Linked DNA regions of Mus musculus: regions 1 and 2 are each linked to region 3. A link is a loop called in an ENCODE intact Hi-C map of the cell type or tissue named here. Cell type or tissue: heart. All regions are shown on one strand.

The links. Hi-C counts contacts between places; a loop is a spot of excess contacts. Peaks named below come from ENCODE experiments on the same cell type or tissue, not always from the same donor. Only the 100,000 strongest peaks of a DNase experiment are listed, where the experiment ranks them.
Region 1: a loop joins it to region 3, with 2.4 times the contacts of the local background. A loop is called at or near these places in 3 of 42 quality-filtered maps.
Region 2: it touches region 3 in a loop (5-fold over the local background); 19 of 42 quality-filtered maps call a loop at or near these places.

The regions. Positions count from the first base shown.
Region 1 is chr3:34,283,784-34,291,783 of GRCm38, forward strand. No RefSeq gene overlaps it. Among named protein-coding and RNA genes, the nearest start is that of Gm52623, 21 kb to the left of the region's middle. In heart, a CTCF peak has its summit at 3,818 (motif pointing left); no DNase peak of the experiment used is centred here.
Region 2 is chr3:34,635,027-34,643,026 of GRCm38, forward strand. Sox2ot (SOX2 overlapping transcript (non-protein coding)) reads left to right here. Exons shown (of 5, transcript NR_015580.2): 3 at 3,332-3,613. Mir1897 (microRNA 1897) reads left to right here and starts at 3,438; the gene lies at 3,438-3,516. In heart, CTCF peaks have their summits at 4,376 (motif pointing left) and 5,908 (motif pointing left); no DNase peak of the experiment used is centred here; H3K4me3 peaks cover 1,839 bases; H3K27me3 peaks cover 5,746 bases.
Region 3 is chr3:33,952,318-33,960,317 of GRCm38, forward strand. It overlaps Gm23175 (a small nucleolar RNA gene), which reads right to left and starts at 6,883; the gene lies at 6,752-6,883. In heart, no CTCF peak of the experiment used is centred here; a DNase peak (open chromatin) is centred at 4,114; H3K4me3 peaks cover 934 bases.

The sequences.
Region 1 (8,000 bases), 330 kb after region 3:
GCACTGTTAAAGCACTATCATCCATTAGGGATGCAGCTTCCAGGTCCATACCAGACTCATTTCATCGTGTTCTAAGACTCAAGAACGTGGTATCTTCACTAAGAACAGCCTACTGCAATCAAGTTCTGGAGTGTAACCAAGATCAATGGCAAAACAAAGTCCTGTGAGGTTTGAGGGTTTACAGGACCTCACTGGCCAAAAACTTCCAAAGAAGTAAAACCATCTTGGCATTGGAATTTTAAAATAACATAAAAAACATTAAACAACAACAACAACAAAAATAACAAAACGAAACAGCCATGCCAGGCCATGGTGGACTTGTCTTTAATCTCCCCTTTAATTTCAGTGGAGACAGAGGAAGGCAGGCTCTTTGTGAGTTCAAGGCCAGCCTGGTCTACATGTAAGTTTACATGTAGCCAGGGGTACACAGAGAAATTCTATCTCAAAAAACAAAACTACATATGGTAACCTAGCAGTGTGTGTGTTGGGGGGGGGAGGGGGAAAGAGAAAGGGGGCAGAAGAAAATTGAGTTTCTCCATAGCAGGGCAACAAAGCCACTAATAGACACCAGCATCTTACTGATCATACTTACTGAAATGTTTTAAAGTGAAAACTGTAAGCAATATGCTATGAACAAAATAGAGAAAGCCCCTGCCTTATGAACCTAGAGAAGAAAGATGGTAAACAATATTAAACTAGTACATTTGATACTGACTGAAAAGTAAGATATGGCATGAAAAAGAATAATAGGGCAAGCTGGGTCAGCAGGAGCACTGGGGAGTAGTAGCGAAGACGAGGATTAGTGTGTGCTTATTAAACAGAGGAAGAGTCACCCTATGAGAAAGAAAAATAGAAGGCCCATCAAAGGGCAGGTATTGAAGGAAGGTTCTAACTGGACCACTCTGGCAAAAGCTCAGATGCAAGTCCTGCATGTTGCAAGTCCTGCAAGATCTGATGTTGAATGCTCCAAAGCAGATGAGGAGGGAAGGCGATGGTCCCAGAGGCCAACAGGCGGAGCAGCATGTGGACCGCTTAAGCTATTATAAGGACTGGAACTTGAGTTTAGTGTGAAGTCATTACGTGAATTTTAATTTTATCGAATTTCAAATGAGCTTGGTAGAAGTCATATTGGGAACATATTTTTGAGGCTAGAAGCCCACTGGGAGACTTTTAAAATGATGGTGACGGAGACAGGGAGCATTAGTCATGCAGAAAATGAAAAATGGCAAGTTCTAAATTAACATGGAGGCACAGAATAAGTAGATTACATATGGTGATGAGTCTAACATGGGGCAGAATTAGAAATGAGCCCCAGTAGTCCAGACTCAAGAATAAGTCCAATAAATGCCATAAGCTGGCTTGTCCCTGGGGAGATGGGAAGAGCACAGCAAGATTCTGATTCCCCTGTGCAGAGTGGCCCCGGTCATCAGAGTTGATGCCTCTGAGAGCTCTGACCATCTGAAAGGCACTCTCTTGCCTTCCACTCACTTTCCATGCTTTACAATGGCAGATTTTGCCCCTGCTCCCAAAGAGAGGATGCAAATTTGATCCATGACAAATCTCTATGGTGATTCAAAATGAGCTGAGGATGCTGTCCTTTTAAGTGTGTGTTTTAAAATGTATGTATTTGCAGAGAGTACTTCTGCAAGGTAGAATTCTGGCAGGACACTTTACACTGTATCAGTCAGGGTTATCTAGAGAAACAGAACTAGTAGAACTGTGTGTGTGTGTGTGTGTGTGTGTGTGTGTGCATGTATGCATGTATGGATGGATCTATATCTATATCTTTATCATCTATATCTATCTATCTATCTATCTATCTATCTATCTATCTATCTATCTATCTATCTATAGGTGTAGCTTATAGACTGTGGTCTAGCTAGTCAAACAATGGCTGTCTCTCTATAGAAAGCCTAAGAATCCAACAGTTGTTCAGTCCAAGAAGCTGAATGTGTCAGCTGGTCTTCAGTATATGCCAGAATCCTGAAGAATTGGGCTCAAATCACAGTAAAAGGAGTCAACTTGGCAGGGAGAATGAGAAAGAACAACCAAAGAGAGAGAGCTTCCTTCTTCCGTGTCCCTTGTATAGGGAGTAATCAAAAGTGATGGCCCAGATTTAGAGTGTGTCTTCCCATCTCAAAAGATATGGATTTAGGGCAAGCGTTCCTACCTGGAATGATCCAATCAAGAAAAATCCTTCATAGGTATACCTAGCAGCTTCAGTTTAGATTAATTCCTGGTGTCAAGTTGATGACCAAAAATAGCCATTTCAGACACAGAATAATAAAAATGACACCAGTGTTTATATTTTAGCAGTGTCTGTGATCATTGGACTGTCTTTGGTAGTCTTAGGTTTGAAGGGTCTTGACTGATTGCTCTTATGTGTTTGCTTAGCGCATATAAGCACAAATAGTGGTCTTTTCGTGTTTGCGTTCTGGGAAGTTCATGGCTTTGTTTCTGCTAAGCAGAATTGTTATGACAGGAGATGATGGGACACATCCTTCATTTGGGCACTTTTTAGATGTTTCAGAATGTTAAAAGGCTCTGGGAAAGCCCCTACTGGTGTGGGCAAAGGTACACTCAGTCTCCCAATTCCCACTTGACCTGCAGGAGCAGGGGGAAATTCAGACATTTAAAACACCTTTGGATGATGTGCCCATAGACTAGAGAGACCATGTGAATGTATTTTGGTTCCTGGAGTAAAAAAAAAAAGAGGAGAAAGCAAAATGAGGTTGGACTAGACCTTGAGAATGAAATTCCGAAGATTTGGACAGTTTGAACTCCAGCCCAGCTCTGAGGGCAGAAACTTGCAGGTGAGCAACCTCACTTTCCCTGGGCTTGAGTCTATCTATCCAGAATGCTGTTAGCTAGTCTTTTCAAGAGAGAAAACCAAACTCAAAGGAAGGAAAGAAAAGGCATACACCCCACAGATACATGTGATAGAATCTGTGATGAAGTTCTTGTTGGATTGAGTCTCTTTTTAAAGCTATTCAATGTAAATCTATTTCTGTCTCTTCACACTCACGTGTGTGCTTATGCTTGTGTGCATCTGTGAGCTGCACACTTTCACTCTGCAGCTGTGTCGAGACCTGCAGAAAGTCATCAGTTACTTAGGGAGTGACTAACCAGTCAACTGTAGAACATAAGTTCAGATCTTCACAGTGATATCTTCCCATTTGAGACTGTTCAAACAGCCTATCAATGGAAGAGAATCTCACATAAGTTGCTTAATTTATGTTAAAAAGTAAACATCACTGCCATTTTTATGATAATTCTTCCTGGCAGAACCAGTCATTCTGCAAATACATTAACTCTTTACATATGCATCTAAAAGGACAGTGTCCTGAGCTCATTTTGAGTCACAACACACATCTTCTGTTTGAGAGCAGAAGCCAACTTCTATAATAAGAAGCCTCCTCTAGCCTGGTGGCTTGCCCTTGTAGAGCAGTCCACATGAGAGGTAGCCCGGAAGCTCATAGTCCATACTTCTGTGTCTAATGAGCTGCGGACTTCATTCAGGTTTGGAGACAGCAGCTAATGACCCAGTCACAGAGAAAGGCCATATTGATACCAGCATTTATAGTGATATTGCCTTTTTGGTGGCAGATTCTCTTCTTAGACCCTTGCTGATTCAGTCTTATTGGACTTAAATAAACCTTTTCCTTCTCCTTCTTTCCTTTATGTGCAGCACAGCCCATGTACTCTAATAGGATTTTTTTTTTTTTTTTTTGGTCAACTTTTGTAATTCCCCAAACTAATCATGGTAAAAGTTTTGCCTTCTAACTGTATACACATAGAGAGCTAGCACCCTCTAGTGTATTAGAAACCCCAGAGATTTTGATCTGACATTTAATAGTCTAATAACAATAAACAGCAATGTGTTACATTGGGCAGGTTGCTAACTTTCCTCACTCATACTGTTATAGGGTATTTAGGCCTAGGTAGATTATTTTTATTAGTTAATAGATATCAGAAATAAGCAAGAGAGTGGCAATCATATCTTCAGTACTAAAACTAAGAGTAGAGAAGCCATTGGCATTTGAACTGTTCATATTTTAAGGCTGCAACCAAGATAGAAATGTGTGGTCTCACAGCCTGCTCTCTAATAGCATTTCCAGGAAATTTCAGTAGCTTACTAACTAACTGTTTATAGGAGGCTGTAACAGTGGAAGTGTCTGAATTCCTCTGCTTTGGGGGACTGTTAATCTTGCGTGTTGCCTAATGAAACTGTAAACGGAAAATTATAGCTTCACTCCAGAGAGTGAGAAGGCTTATTCCAACAGATGGCATCAAAACACCGTCTACACTGTGGCCGCTGATTGTTAATTGTGCCTGTAAAACAATCCTTTTAAACAGAGTAATGCATTTTATCGTCCAGATTACAGCTCTCTGCTTTTGGTTTTCTCAATGTGTGTTAACATTTTCTGTAAGAAAGTGTAAGATTTAGTGATTGCCTAATTATCATATTAAACAACAGAACAACAGCCAACTCAATCATCTTTATGAACTGTGCACTAGGGAGACAGATAACTACCATGCACATATTTAAAGACATGCTGTTTGAGAATGTTTGGGTTCTTACTCAGTTTGTATAAACCAGGAGGAATGGGCCAGGTCTAACCTCATCAAATAAAAACGATATAAACAAAAACACCTTAAGCATATGATAAATGCTAACTATACATGAAATGCAGCTCGTTCTGGGTAGAAATGTATATAATTCACATAGAACTTTTAAATGGAGGGGAGCTGTGTAAGGCACAAAGAAAAGGACTATTCTCTGAAATATTTAGAAATTATAGTTTCAGTGAAATCCGACAAACAAGAGGAGGTGTGGGTTTGCCGGCATTGTGGGGAAAAAGACCATTCCAGAAATATTCTTCCGTGATGTGGGTAGCATCACGAAGATGTAATGTCGTCTATTGGTCCTTCAGCCTATTGATTTGGAACTGGGAGTGTAAGGTTTAAAGATTTAGAAAGAGTACTTAGCGTGTGTCAACAGGAGATAGCACTTGTTTTATGAGTATTATAGCAGACTGTCCTCTCACGGCTGACGCAGTGGGTACTTATGAAATCGATGGCTTCCACATTCCTGTGTCCATGTTCTGTCACGGCCTCTGTGACAGGGAAGTGGGAAGTAAACCCACTTTCTGAGCTGGCCATAGCTCAACCCCAGTTTTGTCTTAAGGGCTCTACATCTGATCTGTAAGTCCCTCCCAGGGAGGGCTCCACTTGGAAGGCTACTCATTAAAGCTTACGAACGATGATGTAGATTCCAGAGGAAAACACCCCAGACTGAGAAATATGTGAAACTACAAAACAGCCTAAGTACTAAAAAAAGACAACTTCACAAGTCTGAGATAAACTTTTGTTCAGAGCACAGTTTCTAAAAGGATTTAGAATTCTGTCAGGCTATCGCTTCTTGATTTTTGAGCCTGTAATAGATCAGAAAAGCAAGCTGCTAGAGGTGCTAACGGTGCCTGATACTGACACCTCACTCTGAAGTAAGAGGAAATCAGAGAAATTTGGTAAGTACAGTGGGAAAGCGGTTAACAATGAGCTGCCCCAGCCTGTGCTATCTCACCTATGACCAGGCTGAACCTGCCAGAGATAAGATTTTTCATATCATGTACCCCCTGGTAAGATGAACCAGAGATAGGGTCTAGCATCTCTAACCTCAATAGAATCATTCGAAAAGACGGGGAAATAAAAGGGAAGTCTACAAAGTAACTGACCAGTAACTGGCCAAGAGTAACGGGGTCATGACAGACAGGGCAGCATAAGATCTGTCACTCATCGAGGAGACTAAGGAGACAGATGAGACCAATTTTAGGGTTCTGTATTAGGTCAAAACAAAGAAAGGCTATGAATAGAAAAACTGGTGACATTTGTGTGAAGTTTGACATTCAGTTAACAGTTTGATACCAAAGCAATTTATTGATTTTTAGTTGCTATATTATGGCTATGTAAATTAGAACTCTAAAAGGAATGGGATGAGGAGTTTATATAAAAACTAAACTTCACACCTTCTAAGTAAGCTACATTGTTTTGGGGTAAATTTTTTAAATTCTATAATCCTATTTTAAATACTATATAAATCTATTATAAATCCTTTTTAAAATTCTATATGTACTGTTTAGGCCTAGTTAATGTACAGAGCATTAGAAAAAAAACCAATGTTACATGCCTGTATTGTATAAAATAATCATTGATAGCATGAGCATAAGGAAAGGTTATTTTCAATATAAAATGTTTGATAGAAGTCAAGGCACATAATACAGACATACTTCTAATATAAAATATTTGGAAACTAAATGATCAAATTTTAGTAACTTTTGATAAATCTATTTGATAAATCTAATGAAAACCCAGATTCATTAATGATGCTATGCAGTGGATCATTATTCTTCCATTAGAACCATTCTGACTGGACCAGTTTCTCAACCCCCTCCTTCAATCCTCTACCAGGTTAGATATCTGTGTTCAGTGTACAAAGAGCACCCTTTGGTTCTGACGCTGTGTAGGCATGGGGATTTGAGTGAGCACTCTGAAACCTTTGTCTGCTTTACAAACAGAAGTGAGATTTGTGCATGTGGAGATCAGTTAGACAGAGCTCTGGACCCAGAACCTTCTAGTGACAGTCCTTTCTTTTTCAAAGAAAGTTCTGAGCAGCAATGTCACCAAAATCTTTGTGGACTGGTTGTGACTGAAACCTGGTGTCTTGACATGTTGAGAGCTGTGGTATCCTACAGTCAGCTTGCCTTTTTGCTCAGCTATCTATTAGCAAATGAGCTTGAGTTTGCTTGAGCACACCATTGCCTCCATTACTGGGCTGACATGTAAGCAGTTGTTACATACTGTTACAGTTTGATTTCTATTACTGTGCTAAACACCGTGTGACCAACTTGGGGATAAAAGGGTTTTTGTTTGGTTGCTTAGTTAATTGCTTTATGTATGAATGTTTTTGTTTGTTTGCTTGCTTGCTTGCTTGCTTGCTTGTTTTCTTATTGGTCCAAATCACAGTCCATGATGAAAATGAAGTCAGGGTAGAAACTCAACACAAGAACTGGTACAGAGACCATGGAGGAATGCTGCTTGCTGCCTTGCTCCTATGACTTGCTCAGCCTGCTTTCTACAGCACTCAGAACCACTTGCCCAAGGGTACCACCACTAACAGTACTCTGAGCTGTCCCCCATCAGTCAATAATTAAAAACACCCCCACAGACTGATCCATGTGCCAATCTGATGGAGGCATTTTCTCAACTGAGGTTCCTTCTTCCAAGATGATTCTAGCTTATGATAAGTGGAGAAAAAAAATTCATCACACTAACTGCTATGTGTTTAGGCTGAGCGAGATGCTATAGGATGCAGAATTGAACTCAATTTCTTCTGTATATTTCAAGAAACACTTTGAAATCCCCAGATTAAATGACATACATGAAGACATATCAGCAAGACTGCTTACACTTCCATGTAAGGTGTTTTCCTTCCTTTGAGATTAAAGATTCATTTTTAATGTCAGATACTTTACAGAAGTCATACAACAGCTAAGGTTGGTTTATTTACCTTTTGTGGTGTATGTGTGTGTGTGTTTGTATGGAAACCAGAGGTCAATCTTGACTATCATTCCTTAGGTACTATTCATCTTGCTTTTTAAGACAACCTCTCACTGGTCCCAGTTAGGCTAGGACAGCTGAGCCCCAAAGAATGGTCTATGTCTGTCTGTACAATGCTGGGATTAGATGAGCCACTACACCCCGCTTTTTATATGGATACTGGGGACTTGACTTGAGTCCTTAGGCTTTTGTGGCAGGCCCTTTACCCACTGAGCCTTGATACATGTTTAATGATTGTGATTAGCAGTAAACCACAGGGTGGCAAAAGACAAGCATGGATCATTTTACGTTGTTATTTTTATGACACAATAATATCTATTTAATTTTATATGGTAATAGCAAACATATGTGAGTGGTATATAGGTCAGTGTGTGCTTATACAC
Region 2 (8,000 bases), 680 kb after region 3:
GAGGGAAGCTGATGGCTTCACAGGCCAGCTGTCTATAAGCTGGCTGCCATCTGTGCTGCCTCCTAGATCACAAGGTTCTCCACCTTTCTCTCCTCCTTCCCTCCCTCTTTCCTTCCTCATACTGAACGGAACGATTCCTGCAGAGGGCTAGCCACTCCCATTCTGAAGAAACCTCACCCATTCTCCCAATGGAAGACCTGTGCCACTTAGCCTAGGTCCCAGAGAGCCCATCTAAACACCCGGAGAGCAGCTACTGCTTCCCAAGCCTCTAGCAACCTTTTCGTGGCTCTTTGCTCCAAGCGTGGGGACAGTGGTTGGGGCGGAAGACTAGTCAGCTTTGTCCCTCTCCTTCCTCCCTCCTCTCCTCAAACCCTTCCTTCTTCCTTTCTACCATTCCCTCCTTCCTCTTCCTGTTCCTCCTTCCTGTTCCACCCTTCTTGCTCCCCCCCTCCCTTCTTTCCTCCCTCCCTCTCACTCTCCCTTCCTTCCTCCCTCCCGTCTTCCTTCCTTCCTTCCTTCCTTTCCTCCCTCCCTCCCCCCTCCTCCTCTCCCTTCCTTCCTTCCTCCCTCCCCCTTCCTTCCTTCCTTCCTTCCTTCTTTCCTTCCTTTCCTTCCTCCCCCCTCCCTCCCTCTCTCCCTTCCTTCCTCCCTCCCCTCTTCCTTCCTTCCTTCCTTCATTCCTTCCTTCTTTCCTTCATAAGTAGTTCCCCACTGACTGCAGATTTCTTATCTGCAATGGCTTTGAGCCATCACTTGCTGGAACATTTTCTCCCTTCCTTAATTAGCTCAGTGTTGGACTTTTTTCTTATTGCGTGCAAAGCCCTTGCATTAACCCTTTTTAGATTTTTGGTGACTTACATTCTTCTCTCTCTCTCTCTCTCTCTCTCTCTCTCTCTCTCTCTCTCTCACACACACACACACACACACACACACACACACACACGAACACAAACAAGCATGTGCCACACCTTCTTGATTGCTTCCAGGAGACAAGGGACAACTAATTTCAAACTTCTTAGGGCTGGGATGGTACAGATCTAATCTCAGCTTCCTCAGTGGAGAGGGGTCATCAGCTTGAGTCTTCTTTCAGTCCATGTAAAAAATGGGGAAACTTTGACCACATCCTTGTAAATCTAAATAGTGGAAACATAGGGAGAGAGGTACAATGGTCACTCTGGTCTTTCCAGAATCAGTTGCTATGACAACGTGGGCATTCAAGTCACACTTGCCTTCCTCATCCCCACAGTTCTTGGAAGTGTTCCTACTGATTGTATGGTGCCACACACACTCCCACAGTGCCCCAAATAGAAAATACCCACACATTCCATAGGCAATCATAAAGATCCCTCCCTCCCTGCACACACACTCATACGGGCTCAAGGTCTTTTCTTGTTGGCAGCAATGGGGATTAAGCCTATGACCTCATGCATGCTAGGATTGAGCTTTACAGCACCAAATGGGGCTCACTTTTTTCAACCAGTCTTAAGAAATGCTTAACTTCACCTTTAATCCCAGCACTGGGGAGGCAGAGACAGGAGGATCTCTGAGTTCAAGGTCAGCCTGGTCAACAGAGTTTGCTCCAGGACAACCAGGGCCACTGGGAAACCTTTTACTTTGTACCAAAAATACAGAGAGAGAGAGAGAGAGAGAGAGAGAGAGAGAGAGAGAGAGAGAGAGAGAGAGAGAGAAATGCTTAACTTTTTAAAGTTGTGCCACAATTTTTATTCTTTTCAGACTTCTATTAGGTTGCTTATCTCAACAATTTATACGATAAATAATTTAAGCCAGGCATGATGGTGCACCCTTTAATCTCGGCAGTCTGGAGGCAGAGGCAACGAGGCCAGCCTGGTGTAGTGAGTCCCAGGCCAACTGGGGCTGCCTTGTGAGACCCTGTCTCAAATAATTTAGAAATTAAATTATTAAGAAATAAGCCCTAAAATGATTTTGCTGCCAAGGTTTTGTTACACCACTGACGGCATAAGTCAGGAGAGTATAGTCTGTGGCTCTGGGCTCTTGCAGGCCTAAAGAGCAGCCTGTTCTCCATGTAGCCAGAAAGGTCCGCCCCAAACTCACCACTTCCCTGCAGTGTCTCCTGTCCCATTGTGGGGGCGCTGCTCAAGGTTCATTCGGACCCTCTTTGAGTTTTCATGTTTGGGTTTCCTAAGTGAGAGGAAGCAACTGAAAGAAAGGGAGCAGATGGCTGGAAGAGCCACCCTGAGAGTGGGGCACTGCGGCTGGAGGTGGGCCATCAGTCCGATCCCAGGACCCTTCAAAGTCACAAGTAGCTAGGAATGAATCAAAGAGAGCTAAGAGTAGGATTCACTGGGTGTTAGAGACCTTTAACTGCTTCCTCTCAGCCTAGGCTCCCAGCCTAGGATTTTTAGATTAGCAGAGAGGAAGGCCAGCTTGGAGTGGGGGGGTGGGGGGGGGGAAGTGGAGGGGAGCCATGCCTCCCCTCCTGTGCACATGGAAGAGGCACATCTCAAGATGGAAGAAGCCCTTGTTGAGATACGTGTGGCTGATTCATCTGGTAGCATGGTCCGCCAGCCTGGGAAGAGGAAAGCCACATTTCCTTAAGTTACTGGAACTGGGATTGCCTGTCTCTTCTCCCCCCAACCGTCCTTTCCCCCAGAGGCAGTTGAAACTGCGTTGCCTTCAAGACTGTAGTGAGCCTGAAGATTTGGGGTTTCATAAGGTTACTGCACTACTGATACAATTGCATGCAGATTTTTAAAGCCTTCCAGAGACAGATGTTTGGGCTGATTAAGAATTGAGGAGGAAGCTTGCAGCTGCACCAAGGAATAATGTATTGGACAAATATTTTAATAAAAAATATGAAGAGATCAGCCCGACCTTCCAAGGTCTTCTGCTTAAAAAAAAAAAAATCTTTATCAACCCCCTATTCTATGGGCTTCAATAAACAGAACCCATTACCTCACGGAATCTTTTGTTGGCCCCATACAAGAGAGAACAAAATGGTTATTCAGGGGAACGCTTTGGATTTTATTGTGAGTAGCCTGCACAAAGAACCGTGTTATTGTATTTAAAAGAACCATCTGTAGCAGAAACAATGGCATCAAATTATCTTTGAATACCCACTGAAAAACATAAAGCTTGTTTTTTTTTTTTTATTCTTCTGTACGGTGGGGGATAGAGCAGTGTTAGGATAACTGACTTTTTTGTTGTTCTCTGGGTGCATTCTTCCCGCTCCCCCTCTCTCTCCCCCTCACCCTCTCTCTCTCCTCTCTCTCTCTCCCTCTCCCTCTCTCTCTCTCTTTTAAAAAATCAGCCATTTGGGGTTTTAAGCCATAAACGATTTTTCTTGTTGCAGGGGATTGCAGAGGCAAAGCTAGACTAGGTCTTGGAGGCTGGTGTAAGGTGGTGCGCGGAAGGCAGGACGCTGATGGGAGAGACTGGTCGAAGAAAAGCCTAAATGGATTCTCCGTGCTTTGGATGGAGAAAGAGGGGGGAAGTGCGAGCTCCTTCAACTCGTTCTGTCCGGTGAGGAGTGATCCAGCTTGGGCTGACGAGAGGCTCCGGAGCCTTCACGTTCAGTGCTTTTTACCTGCCAATCAAACTGCTACAAGACAACACCCTGATCTGGCATGGTCGCGTAAGTAGCTTGCAACCCAACTTTGACATTCAAGGCTAGCTACCTCTCCCCACCCCCCAACACACTCACTCACTTTCTTCTCCTCTCATTCTGCCTCTTTGTGTGTGTGTGTGTGTGTGTGTGTGTGTGTGTGTGTGTCTGTGTGACCTTTAAGAGAGCTGGATACCCACCCTGTGTAGCAGTTATTTAACACAGGCCGATTTAAGTCAGAAGGTGTTAAGTTTGGGAATTAAATGCTAATTAAGATCTCTTTAACAAATGCAGAATTGAAGTGACATTTTATTCTCTTTGGGGCAGATAGTTTTGAGGTCTGAACGTAATCAAGGTGCTGTATGTATGTATGAAAGGGGTGTGTGTGTTTCTTTTTAAGCAAAAACTAAACGTCTGTGAGTCCCTATAGGTAAATCCAATAATGAAAATTTTCGGGTTTCCATCTTAAAACTGTTAAATTCTAGTATTGCTCTCCTACTAAGATCCTTGTGCAGACCGCAGTGACTTAGATGCTGAAGGGCTCACTTCGATCCCTGTTGGGACTGGGGGAGTGGGGGTGTGCTGTAATTGGGGTGAAAGAGAGCTTGAATTTAAAAAAGTGAGACAGGGGACATGACTAACCCTCATTCTTTATGCAACTGGAATAGAGGGAGATAGAAACGCAAGGGGGCAGGATCATCAAGAAATATTACCTGAGAGGGAATACAGAGGCTGACGAGGCTGGGATCTGGGAGGGCTGAGAAAAGCTGGCTAGGGCGCTGGGCTACTCTCTGGCGCCCTCTAATGACAAATCGGACGACATTACCTTCGCCATCCCACGCTCAGCAAAGGTTTTTTTTTTTTTTTTGTAGCTGCTGAAGCTGTGGTTTTTGTTGCGCTTGTTTGGTTGGTTGGTTGGTTGATTTGGTTTGTTTTTGCTTTGCTTTGCTTTGCTCTGCACTTAGTAGAAAAGATAGGTATTTTTCCGTCCAGAAACTTAGTACAGGTGATTTTTGGCGCGCGTATTGCCTCCAAGCTGAGGATGGCTGGCTGTTTGATTCGTGGAGCGAGGCCCTGTGGGGATGAGCAGTGTGGGGGGAGGGGGGCTTCTCAGCCTGAGAAGTGTGGTTGGGAAGGCCAGTCTGAGGATCCTGACACCCGCCCATCATCGCAATTCAAGGAGGCTCCTGAGGACCTCTGTCACCTAGGCGTGCAGTGGCCAGGGGCCTCCCTTTCCTTCTTTCTCCTCCTCTTCGTCGTCGTCGTCCTCCTCCTCCTTCTTTTCCCTCTTTTTTTTATTTAAAATTTTGGTAGATAAAGGTTAATCTTGGGCTGAATGATAAAGCTATGATTGACAAGAGAAAAGGTGTTGAGGGCAGGTCGCGCGGTCTTATTTACAGCCCACTGCTTGCTGTAGAGCCTTTGTTAGAACTGCAAAACTAATCTAGTGCTGATCAAAGCACCACGGAGTTAAAGGACGGTAATGACTGCTAATTTCATTCCAGCCTCAGGCAACCCCCGCCGCTGTAATTAAAGACACGCTATTTAAATACAGGTGAAGGGTAGTTGGTTGGTTTTCTTTTTTTTTTAAGTTGGGGTGGGTGTGGGTGGGGTTACAATTTTATTTAGACTTCTTGTACTAACGATGGTTATGTGGCCCAACACCCAGTTTTTCCTATTAGAATTCCTTTTTGTCATTTATACCTGTCTTTGAGGCGCCAACAGAGTAAAATGTGTCCATCACATAACTGCCGCGTTTAAAGAAAGTATGGAAGGAAACAGACCAGTAACTGTTTAGTGAGGGATTTAAATATTTGAGTCTCTTTTTTCCACTTCGAATTAACAGAAGGGCCTTCAACACAGCTAAAATAAAAGTATTAGAAACTTGTGGCAGGGTCAACAGGCCAGCCAGAAGAATAAGCGTCAGCTTTTAAAGTACTTCTAAAGGAACGTATGAACGTATGAAAAATATATTTTTAATTAAATAATTTCCACACACAGTGTAGCTGCGTATTGGCTCAGAAACCTTATAATTTTACAACCCATAGGAGTTTCTTTACAAGAACATCAAAGCTCTACATTTTCATAGTTGGTTAAAACTGATACCCTCTCTTCATACACACACACACACACACACACACACACACACACACCACCCAAAAAGAATTTAGCCTTTAATCTCTTTTTATCCGCAAAGACGAAAGCTCTACGCTCGACCTCGCCAGCGGCTGTCGCGGTCGGGCCGGGAGCAGCTCAGAAGAGAAGCGACTCCGCGGTCTCACGCCAGCGCCCCCTATTGGACGCAGTGGGAGATACACAGCGCCCTCCCGAACCCGCTTCAGCCCTTGCCCTGGGGTTAAAGAAAACTCTTTATTGCCCCCAGAAAAGGAAGTGGGGGTGCGGAAACAAGTTTTTATGCCCCGAAAAGATAACTATACTTCAACAAAAGCCAAAGAGATTACATTCTTTTCCATTTCATTTATTTAAAAAACGGCATTCCTCCTTACACCCCAGTTTCCCCCACCCGCATCCTGGCTTGGTTTGAGGTCTTCTTTTAAAGGCTAAGCGATGGTACTACAGGGAAATAGAAAAAAAAAAATGCTTCTTCCGCTTGTCCGCTTTTCATAAAATAACACTAAAGCGAAGAGAGTGCTTCGCTTAAGCGCCAGCTGCGGTTCAGATACAAGGTTTCCAAATATAAAGTGCTTGGGTGTCTAGTGGATGAAGTAACTCGTTTATATTTGATTATTAATTCCAGAATGTAATTAAAAGTCCTGTCTCTCCTTCAAGTATTTACCTCCCCTCCTCTTCCCTCGCCTCAAACCACTCTTGATCAAACTTTTCCTTCCTGGCAATCGGTTAAATACAGCTATTGTCTACCAAACAGGTGTCTTTTTCTACTTTGATATCAATGTAGAATTTCAGGGAAGATTGGTCTGTGATACATTTTATTGGTTAGGACTCCAAGTTGTCCTGGAAACAGTTTTGATTTGTTTTATTTAATACTTCCAAACCTGTCTGTGTAAGAAAGAGTTGTAACTTCTGTCAGCGAGGGAGGGAAAGTAGCCGCCTTGTGACTGATTCAGAAAGGCCGGCTACAAAAAGAACACAGCCTCTGACTTCCCAACAAAGCGGGAAATGTTGGTTTGTTTAGTTTAAAATTTAAAAAAAATCAACAAATGAACAAAATGGCCATTTCCTACTTCGGGGACATGTTTGCCGTTTTAACTTTTATCAGCAAGGTTAGGGCTTGCCATCAGAAACTAGCTTAACATATCCTAACAGGATAGCATTCTGCACATTTAATGCCATATCCCTGCAAATCTGCTGTTGAGGGTGTGTTTATTCCTGCTCCAGATTAGCGGATCCAAGATGGTTTTTAAAGGAGCTGCTCCGCGCGATGACGTGCCCTCTCATCTGATTCCGGGATCGGATCTCGGACGAGAGGGGATTTTTGAGAAATCTACCCGACAGTCGGTCGAAATGATGGACATTCAGGAGCCGTTGCCTCGGCACCTCCACCCTTTTTCCACGAAGAGGCTAGGCCTGGTTAGGGAAATCCCAACCTGAGACTAGCCTCGCGACCCCCCACGCGCACCGAGGAGCCTGGGGGACGCTTCTTGGGCGTCCTGGGTCCCAGCGCTGCGGTCATCTGTCTCGCGAAGCAGAAGAGTAGAGAAACCAAGAACAGGTCCTGCCTCGGAAGCGGACTGCAAAAGGGTTAGACAACCGCCATTGCGGAGTGTGGAAGAATTGTCGGCGAAGGAGTCTTCTCTCCAGCATACGGACAGAAAACCTAGGCAAAGGTCAGAGGGGACAGGCGTGCAGCCCACTAAGTCCGCAACTAAGCCATGTCGGTGGAGAATGCACAGCCAGGTTGAGCAAAAAGCAGTGAGCCAGGCTTGAGCGCGCCACCCATGCTCGGTTGCATTGTGATTCTGCAGCCGCAGGTGGCTGAGCCCCGGCCCCAATCCCACGCCACAGGACTGCCAGCCGGGAGGAGGCCCCTCCACCTTTGGAGACTAGGAAGGCCGCCAAACAGGGACTGAGATCTCCAAGAAGGCAGAGCCTCCTGGGGCTGGCATCCCGCCGGATCTCCCCAGCCGCGCTGTACCCTTTAGGGGCGTGGCAGGCGCTTTGGGTCTGTAGCCGCGGCATCCAGGCTTGAGCCCTGGCGGGTTGGCTGGGCGCCCTGCTTTGTAAAGTAGTGAGTCTTTCGAGATCCTGTGAGCCAGCCAGCCGGGTGGGCCAACTTAGCTTAGGTCCACTGAGTCCAGGCCAAGTCCTCAACCCTTCCTTCCTTCTTTTCTCCCTCCCTACCTCCCAAGCTTAAAACGCTGAGAAGCAGGGTGTGTGGTTTGGACTTGGGCAGGCTATTTGGAGATGGGGCAGGGACAAGGCTTATTAATAAGATCCA
Region 3 (8,000 bases):
CAAGTAGGCTAGGCTGCCTGGCCAGGAAGCCCTTGAGAGCCACCTGACTCTTCACCTTGGTGCTGGGACTACAGGTGTGTGCCAGCACGCACAATGGTTTTCATGAGTTCTAGGCTTGGAGCACCCCAGCCCAGGCCTCGTTTCAGATTTCTATGACTCAAGTGTTGTATAAGCTGAGGAAGTAGATGTTTCCATGGAATGGAAAAAATGAGGCCCAAACCTTATGGAGAATGAACTTGCACAGAGGGGCTTTGGAATTGGGAAGCAGAGTGAGGCGGGCTTCACATGAAAGTTTAGGTTTTACTCTGACTGCAGAGGAATGCAATTTACAATTTGAAAGTATCTTTCTGTGTGCTGTGTAGAATATGGACACAGGGAATGAAAAAGAATCAAACAGCTTTTAACTTCTACTTCAGTCAAGAGCTGCTTGGCTAGACATGTGTTATTTGGTGTGTGTGTGTGTGTGTGTGTGTGTCTGTGTGTCTGTGTGTCTGTGTGTCTGTGTGTCTGTGTGTCTGTGTGTCTGTGTCTGTGTGCGCGTGTAGAGGTTAGACTAAAACTTTCAGAAGTGAGTTTTCTCCTTCTCTCTTGTTTTTAGTCTGGGTCTCTCTTGCTTCTGTTAGTGTGCATACTTCAAGCCAGCTGACCTGCTGGCTTCGAATGTTTGGATTCAAATGTGTGGAGAGCGTTTGGGGGCCACTTGGTAGGAATCTGACATTGGGCCAGGACAAGGAAATGGGCTTCAAGCAGGAATCTGACATTGAGCTATGACAAGGAAGTAAGGTTAAGCAAGAATCTAATTTTAGGCTAGAACAGGGAAGTAAGTTCAGGCAGGAATCTAATTTTAGGCTAGAACAAAGAAGTAGCTTCAGGCAAGAATATGACTTTGGGCTAGGACAGGGAAGTAGGCTTAGATATCTTGGTCATCCTGATAAGCCCTTAGAAACCATGATCACGGGAGTGATCATGGGACTTTGTTTATTGCCTTGCTTGTTCCTTGACTATTTGTGTTTATTGTCTTGCTTGTTCCTCAACCTAGAACTGATCTTAGTACTTGCATGTAATTAAAATGGTATAAAAGCAGATTAGGAAAAAATAAACCTGCCTCAGAACTGGCTGGGGTCATGTTACAATGTTGTCTAATTGACTTTTTTCTTTTTAATCCTCACTTCTGCGCTGGAGGGAGAACCTGTTGACTGACTGAGCTGGCTTGGTCATGCACGCTTTTGCATCTGGACCTTTTGGGGGGAGGGGGTTCCAGGCATCCCCAGCAAGTACCTTCTTCACCCAGGGAGTCGCCTCACTAGGCTTCAGATTAGAAAGAAATTTTGAAGATGAAGAAAAAGAATAACCAACTACCCACATTTGAAAGACAATCAGTCAAAAGATGGGACCATTTATGGTCAGGGTAAAGCCAGGTAGATGGGGGGAGTAACAGGGGATGCAGTCCATGGCTAGCCATTTAAGAAGAAATGAGATAACTGCATGAACATGGGGCACAGTGAGGCTCTAAGTACAGGATCCGAGCATCCTATGCTAGAGGATGGGTAGGATTCAAAGCCCGGATGGGATTACCTAAGAGGGGCATCAGGTGCAGTGAGAGAGCTGTGTGCTCAGAGCCCTGCAGCTTCCTCTCCAGCAGGCAGCCTTCTGGGGAGCAGGGAAACTCCGTGATTGTTTCCACACAATATAACAGATGATGATGCACATTTCAAACAGAGACTAGAAAACAAGGCAAACAGGTGCGAACAGGCAGCAGATGTTTATTCCGTATTTGTAACTGTTCACCATTTGAAAATAGCGATGATGAGGCCAGGGAGGTGGGTCTGCAGGGGCAGGTGATCGACTCTCACAAGTTCTCTGACCTCCATACAAGTATTCATGTCAAACACACAATAAATAAATGGACAAATGTAAAATAGTGATAATGTTGGTATTGTTAGATAGATAGAGGCTCAGTCAGTAAAGTGCCCACCTTGCATGCATGAGGACCTGACCCTGAACCCTGTTTATTTGTTTGTTTGTTTTAAAAACCACAAGTGGTGAAGAAGGCAGTCAGGAGGAAGATGCTAGGGCCACAGCTGAGCCACACGTGTGTTAAGGGTAGTGACAGTCCCAACAGCCAGTCTTGTAGAGGGTGACAGCCTGCATCACTCTCATAGCATACTGGAATAAAGAAAAAGAGAAGGGAGGGAAGGAAGGAAGGAAGGGCTATGACGTCATCCACTGAAATTGCTAGTAGTTCCCCAGAGAAGTCTGCTTAAAGTCTAAGCTATAATTGAATTTATAACAATTGCACATTTTTCTAACGTCACATTGTAGCCCAATTACATCACTTTTGTGCCCTGCCACCACTGTGGGACTTTTTACGAGTACTAAATTCTGTCCTGGTGTGGGAGTACACACATCCAGCACAAAAGAATCACGAGTTCTGAGCCAACCTGAGCAGCATAGTGAGTCTAAGGTCCACCCGTCTTCTTGTGGGCGTTGGAGGGGGTATATAAAAAATTCTGGCTACTTGAACTGTATCTCCATTCTGTCCCTTTGATCCACAGACCATTCACTAACACAGCCTCTGACACTGTAATCTGCCAGTACGAAGGACCCAGGGTGCCTTTTGTTTTGAGGTGGGGGTGGGGGATGGAGGGTTGGAGGGGGAGGGGTGGGGTGGGTGGAGAGAGGGGGTCCGGACTGGGGAATCAAAGTCAACTTGTAGACCCACTTGTTCTGCACTCAGCTGCGATTGGAATTCCCCTGTGGTTTGTATTGTTGTTAATTTGACCCTGTTTGCCTAGACTTTACTGTTTGGCTTTGGTTATCTGAGAGAAGCCCACGTCCTAGGGCTGTGGCTGGCTTCCACACCTGATTTGGTGGTCCGAACTTCGCTCATTGTTGTGACTGTTTTGCTAGGCTCACAGTGGGCGTGGCTTTTCTCCAACTAGCCCTCCGTTTAACTACCCCATGCTGGGGAGAGAGGTGTTACTGCTTCAGCACTGCGGCTGGTCTGCACTTAAGAAACTTGTTACAATTTGTCCAAACACACCTTCTAATGACAGGGATGGTGTAAAGAAGCTAATGACAGATCAGAGGCTCCAGCCTTGTAACCTCACACCTGTCAGAAGTGGCTGCCTACTGACCTGCAATTACGCTATTATGGGAATGTTCCACACTAAACTACTCTGAGAACTGGTGAAACTAACTTAAAGGTTTTAAACTATACTCTTCATGTATTCATTAACAACGCTCATGGGATGTCTATTCGGTGTAAGGGCTACAACAATCATCAGCAGATGAAGGCCAATAGCTTTGTGTGGAAGGCAGAAAATTAAATAATTTCTGCAAAATGGTACGGATGCTCTATTATAGCAAGTTCCAGGGGGCAGTGGGTATCCCTGGGGAGGAGCGTCTTGTGTATCGACTTTGAGGCGCCTTGGTGCCATTACTGATGGAGCAACTGAGATATGCATAATTTTATTGCCACTTGGCTTTTATGTATTCAATCTAGAAGTCTCTTCCTAAAAACAGATGAGATGGAAGCCTGCAGGTTCACTTCCTGTTAGTTTAAAACAATTTCTGAAACGGTACACTTTATGCAGTTTCTTTTGGCTCACAGATTAGGACACAGAAAAACTTCAAGAAGCTGTCGGGCCACCTGCCCAGCTTCAGGTGAGAACCCCTGGTGGCTCAGCTCACTGAACAGGAAGCGCAACACAGCGTGGTCGAGAGACTGGGGGAGGTACCAAGATCACTTTGTGCTCGCAAGGTAGCCAATCCAGCCCTGCAAGGGAATTCTTTAAGGGGACATTCTAATCCTTCTAAAAGGTTCCAGTGCCTGGCAACCTCCATAGGAATTCTGCCGGGCACCAAGAATCCCACAGCAAGTTCATCAACTACCTCTTTCCTACTTCACATCCGTGATGAGAGAGGAGCCACAGGTGTGAGAGGACTGAGAGGCACCAGGCTCACTCTGCATCCGCCTGTGCTCAGCTGGACAGGATCAATCTATTCTCTGGGCAAGAACCCTGTGATGTAAACTGAGAAAGGGCAGGAGATAAGCAGGGCGGTACTAACTCAAGGGCAGCAGGCAACGGTGCGGGGTTGGGTCAGGGGAAAATGACGCATTAGGACTTGCTGTACTTCTCCTGTCCTCTAGATGGCAGCAGCGGAACGAAATAGAGAAAACCTGTTTCCATAGAAACAGTCCGCGTCTTCTACACAAAAATAATCTTAGGGCGTTATTTGAAACAAGGTCTTTAAGTTGTTTTCTATAGACACCGAGGTACTTCTGTGGTGTTTCAAGAGTGAAAAATCAGTACACAAACATCCTAAAGATTGTTCAGCTCCTCAGGCCACCAATAATCGACATCAGTATGGATTTTCTCTTATACCAAGAATACCTCTGAGATATGCTTTGTAGTGTCTCACAGATTTACATCTGGAAGCTGAGACATCAACACTGAATGTGAAATGTAGTTTGAAAGTTAACGGAAACCCCTCCTATGAAAGACCAAGTAATTGCATGAGTAAACAGGAAATGAACCTGCAGTACAGAGGGCAGAACCCATCACACCACAAGAAGGCTGAAAGCTCTTGGTGGCTTCAAAAAAGAACTTCCAGAGACTGTAGCTTACCCAGAGGTTATATTTTTATTTTTGCACGCATCCAGGCTGTGGTACCAAGGATCTCTAAGGGTTTGATACCTCAAAAAGTTACACCTCTGTATTCATAGACAAATTTAGGATGTGCCATTCTGTCTGCCTCCAAGTCTCTCAAAGGTGCCATTTGGATCCAATGGAATGATTTTAGTGCTGGAATAAAAAGCATGCATATATATGCGCACGTGTGTGTGTGTGTGTGTGTGTGTGTGCGTGTGTGTGTGTGTTTACATGGTGCTGGAGATGGATTCTAAGACTCGGTGGGTGCTAGACAAGCACTCAGTGAGAATTAACCAGTCAGAGTCTTTGGGAAAGTAGTTCAGCAATGCAAAACTGGAATTTTAATATTCTGTCTTTTCTTTGCTCCAATCGTAGCTTCTGAGAGGGGAAAAATCAGGAAGGTGGAAGGGTTACGTACAAACACGATCTCCGTTCTGTGGCGTTAACGATGAGCTAACTGGAGGTGGTGCGTAGTGGAGACTGCCTTGCAGTAGCAGGCAGAGTGGATCCAGTCATAGGTCCGCATTTGTCATGTTCTCTGAGAGGCACTGGGTACCCTCCAGTGGATGGCTGGGAACCTAACCTCTCTGTGACAGTGTGACATCAAGGCAAAAAGGGTTGGAAGCTTAGCTGATGGAGCACCTGCATCGCAAGCACAAAGACCTGGGTTCTGTCCCCGGCACCACATCAACAGAGTGGGCTGGCATATGCCTTTAACTCCAGCACTCAGGAGGTAAAGGCAGGAAGATGAGAAGTACACGGTCATCCTCAACTATGTTGTGCGTTCAAGATCAGCCTGTGACACCAGACCAAGGACTGGCTAGAGGCAGAGAGTTATCAAGCACACAGCACCACACCCATCTTTGTCTGTCTAAAGCGGCTCCTGGAGGTTAACTCAGATCCTCATGCCGACACGTCCAGCCGCTGACAGACTGGGCTGACTTCCTACTTCTGAATCTTTTCATTTTTAAGAATGTCTAAACTGCTAGGAAAAGACCGTGAGGCCTCAACACTACACAAAGAACTACAGGCAACTGAGGAATGCCAAGCTGTAGAAATAGTCTTCCCCGAGGAAAATCACGTGAAGTGATTATCCGAATCAGTCAGCCCTGAAAACGTGCATACAAGTAACATTATACTGAGCAGGCTGTGCTTATGTGTGTAGGATCCATATGTATATCCATATCCATATAGGCATGTAACCTCAATTAATGACATTAAGAGGCAGGGCTAGCTCTCCCGTGCTCATGCCCTCAGGGCTGGCTTATCTGCAATGCCCACAGCTAAGGCTAGCTCTACTGCGTTGTTCAGTAGAGGTATAGGGCCAGATCTCCTGAGTGCTACAACAGGTGAGGGTAAGAGTCCACTCTCCTACTCTCATGACCCCAGGACCAGATCTCTCTTGTCCATGCCAAAGCAAACTGCACCAGAGTCAAGTGGCAGGGCCAACTTTCCCATGTTGGTGTTGTCAGAGCTGGCTCAACCTGCAACTCCTGAAACGTGCGGGGCTGGTTCTTCCAAGTACTGCAGCTGGCTGAGGGTGGGTTCCGCTCTCCTGTTCTGTGTCCCTAGGGCCAGCTCTTCCACAATGCCCAGGCAAGTGATGAGGCCAGTTCCACACAGCCCTCATGCATCAACATTTCCCCAGACCGAAGCCCAAACTAGGAATTAGGTGTCTGCCTGGTCTTTGGTAGTAACAGACCCCCTTCTGCTGCAGGGCCATGGACCCAGATGTAGCCCCTAGTGGCAGCACAAGCCAGGACCCCACCATGGTTCCAGATGGCATCACTGGCTACTCACATCAGGCTGTTCCTCACTACCCTCGAGTCTCTAGTTCTGCCTCTCTTCTGTGCCCACATCCTTCTGTTTCTCTCTCTCTCTTCCATTTCTCCACCACTTACTTGCTTAATGGTACTCAGAGTATCTGAGTGCTAGACTCATCTCAGGAGTGCTATGCCTCGCCCATGCATTATGGCACCAGGCAGGCGTCATCTCTGGTGTGGTCTGCCACCTCCCCACCTCCAGGCCTGCATGATGTCCAGACTCCATGGCACCAGACTGTTGGTTATCTCGGGCTTGCTTTTTTTTCAGGGAGGTAAGTTAGGCTGCTAATCATTCAGATGTTCGTAGGAAAGAACACTGAGCATACTCATAGCGTCTCTCCCCTCTGCCACCTTCTGATGCACATGTGACACAGCAGCCACATCTGCAATGCCTTCAGTGGCAGGTAAGTGTTTTGTTTTGTTTTGTTTTGTATTTTTAAAGAGGAAAAACTAGAATAACCAAATTGGGTATGGTGGAACACGTCTGTAATATCAGCCTGTGGGAGACAGAGGCAGGAGTGTGGTGAGACTGAGGGCAGCCTGGGCTACATGGTGAGACCAGGTGAAATCACTTGGTAAACCAAAGGCTTTCCTATCATTCAGTCGTAGGAAGCATCCAACACAGGAGGTCAGTTTCTTCTCAAAGTGGGTCTGACTACTGATCTATTTCATTGGAAATCTGCCATAGAAAGGGAGGGTCACACTGCTGCTTCAAAGCCTTGGTGAAACTGCTTGCGGCTTGGCCAGACATTGGATTGCTGCCATGCAGTGTGTGTGAAGCTCCACAGAACTGGTAACAATGACACTCGGTACTTCTGATGGTTGTATAAACACTTGCCCAAGAACCCAGAAACAAGGTCATTCATTCTCCCTTGCATGGTCAAAATGCCACTTTTGGTTGGAGACGGCTCAGTGGGTAAAGGCCTGTAAGCCTAGTGAGCCGAGTTCAAGTCCATGTAAATATGAGTGAATTGTATCAACTCCATAGTATTGCCATGCTATCTCCACATATGTGCCATGTTACATGCATGCACGTGCGCACACACACACACTATATGCACTCACAACAATGAATAATGATGTCAGTTATTTTAGTCTCTGACATTCCTTTCTGTCCATCTCTTTATACCCTCTCCAATCAAGAAACCACTTCGACTATGCTGGCCACGAGATCCTGGTCAGTGGCATTTCGCCTGTCAAGCTCTGTCAGTCTCTTGTAGCTTCCACTTCCTGAGACACCTGTCTCTCAGTCATTATGGGAAGTCACATAACTCTAACTCTAGCCAAGTCTTTAATTGCAGGGAATTTTTTTTTATAGTTAAATTCTTCTTTTATAAGCAAAGGCAGTCCCTCAAGTCAGCTTTTATCCAATACAAAATCATCTGTAGCAAAGTTAGTATGCATATGCGCTTGGAAGGACGCTGAGTTCTGAACCATGACCTTTGGGCATCTCTGGACTTGGAAGAAGAGCTAAAGGCTGCATGTGGCTGTGTGTTCTTCCAGTCTACAACACAAAGTACTG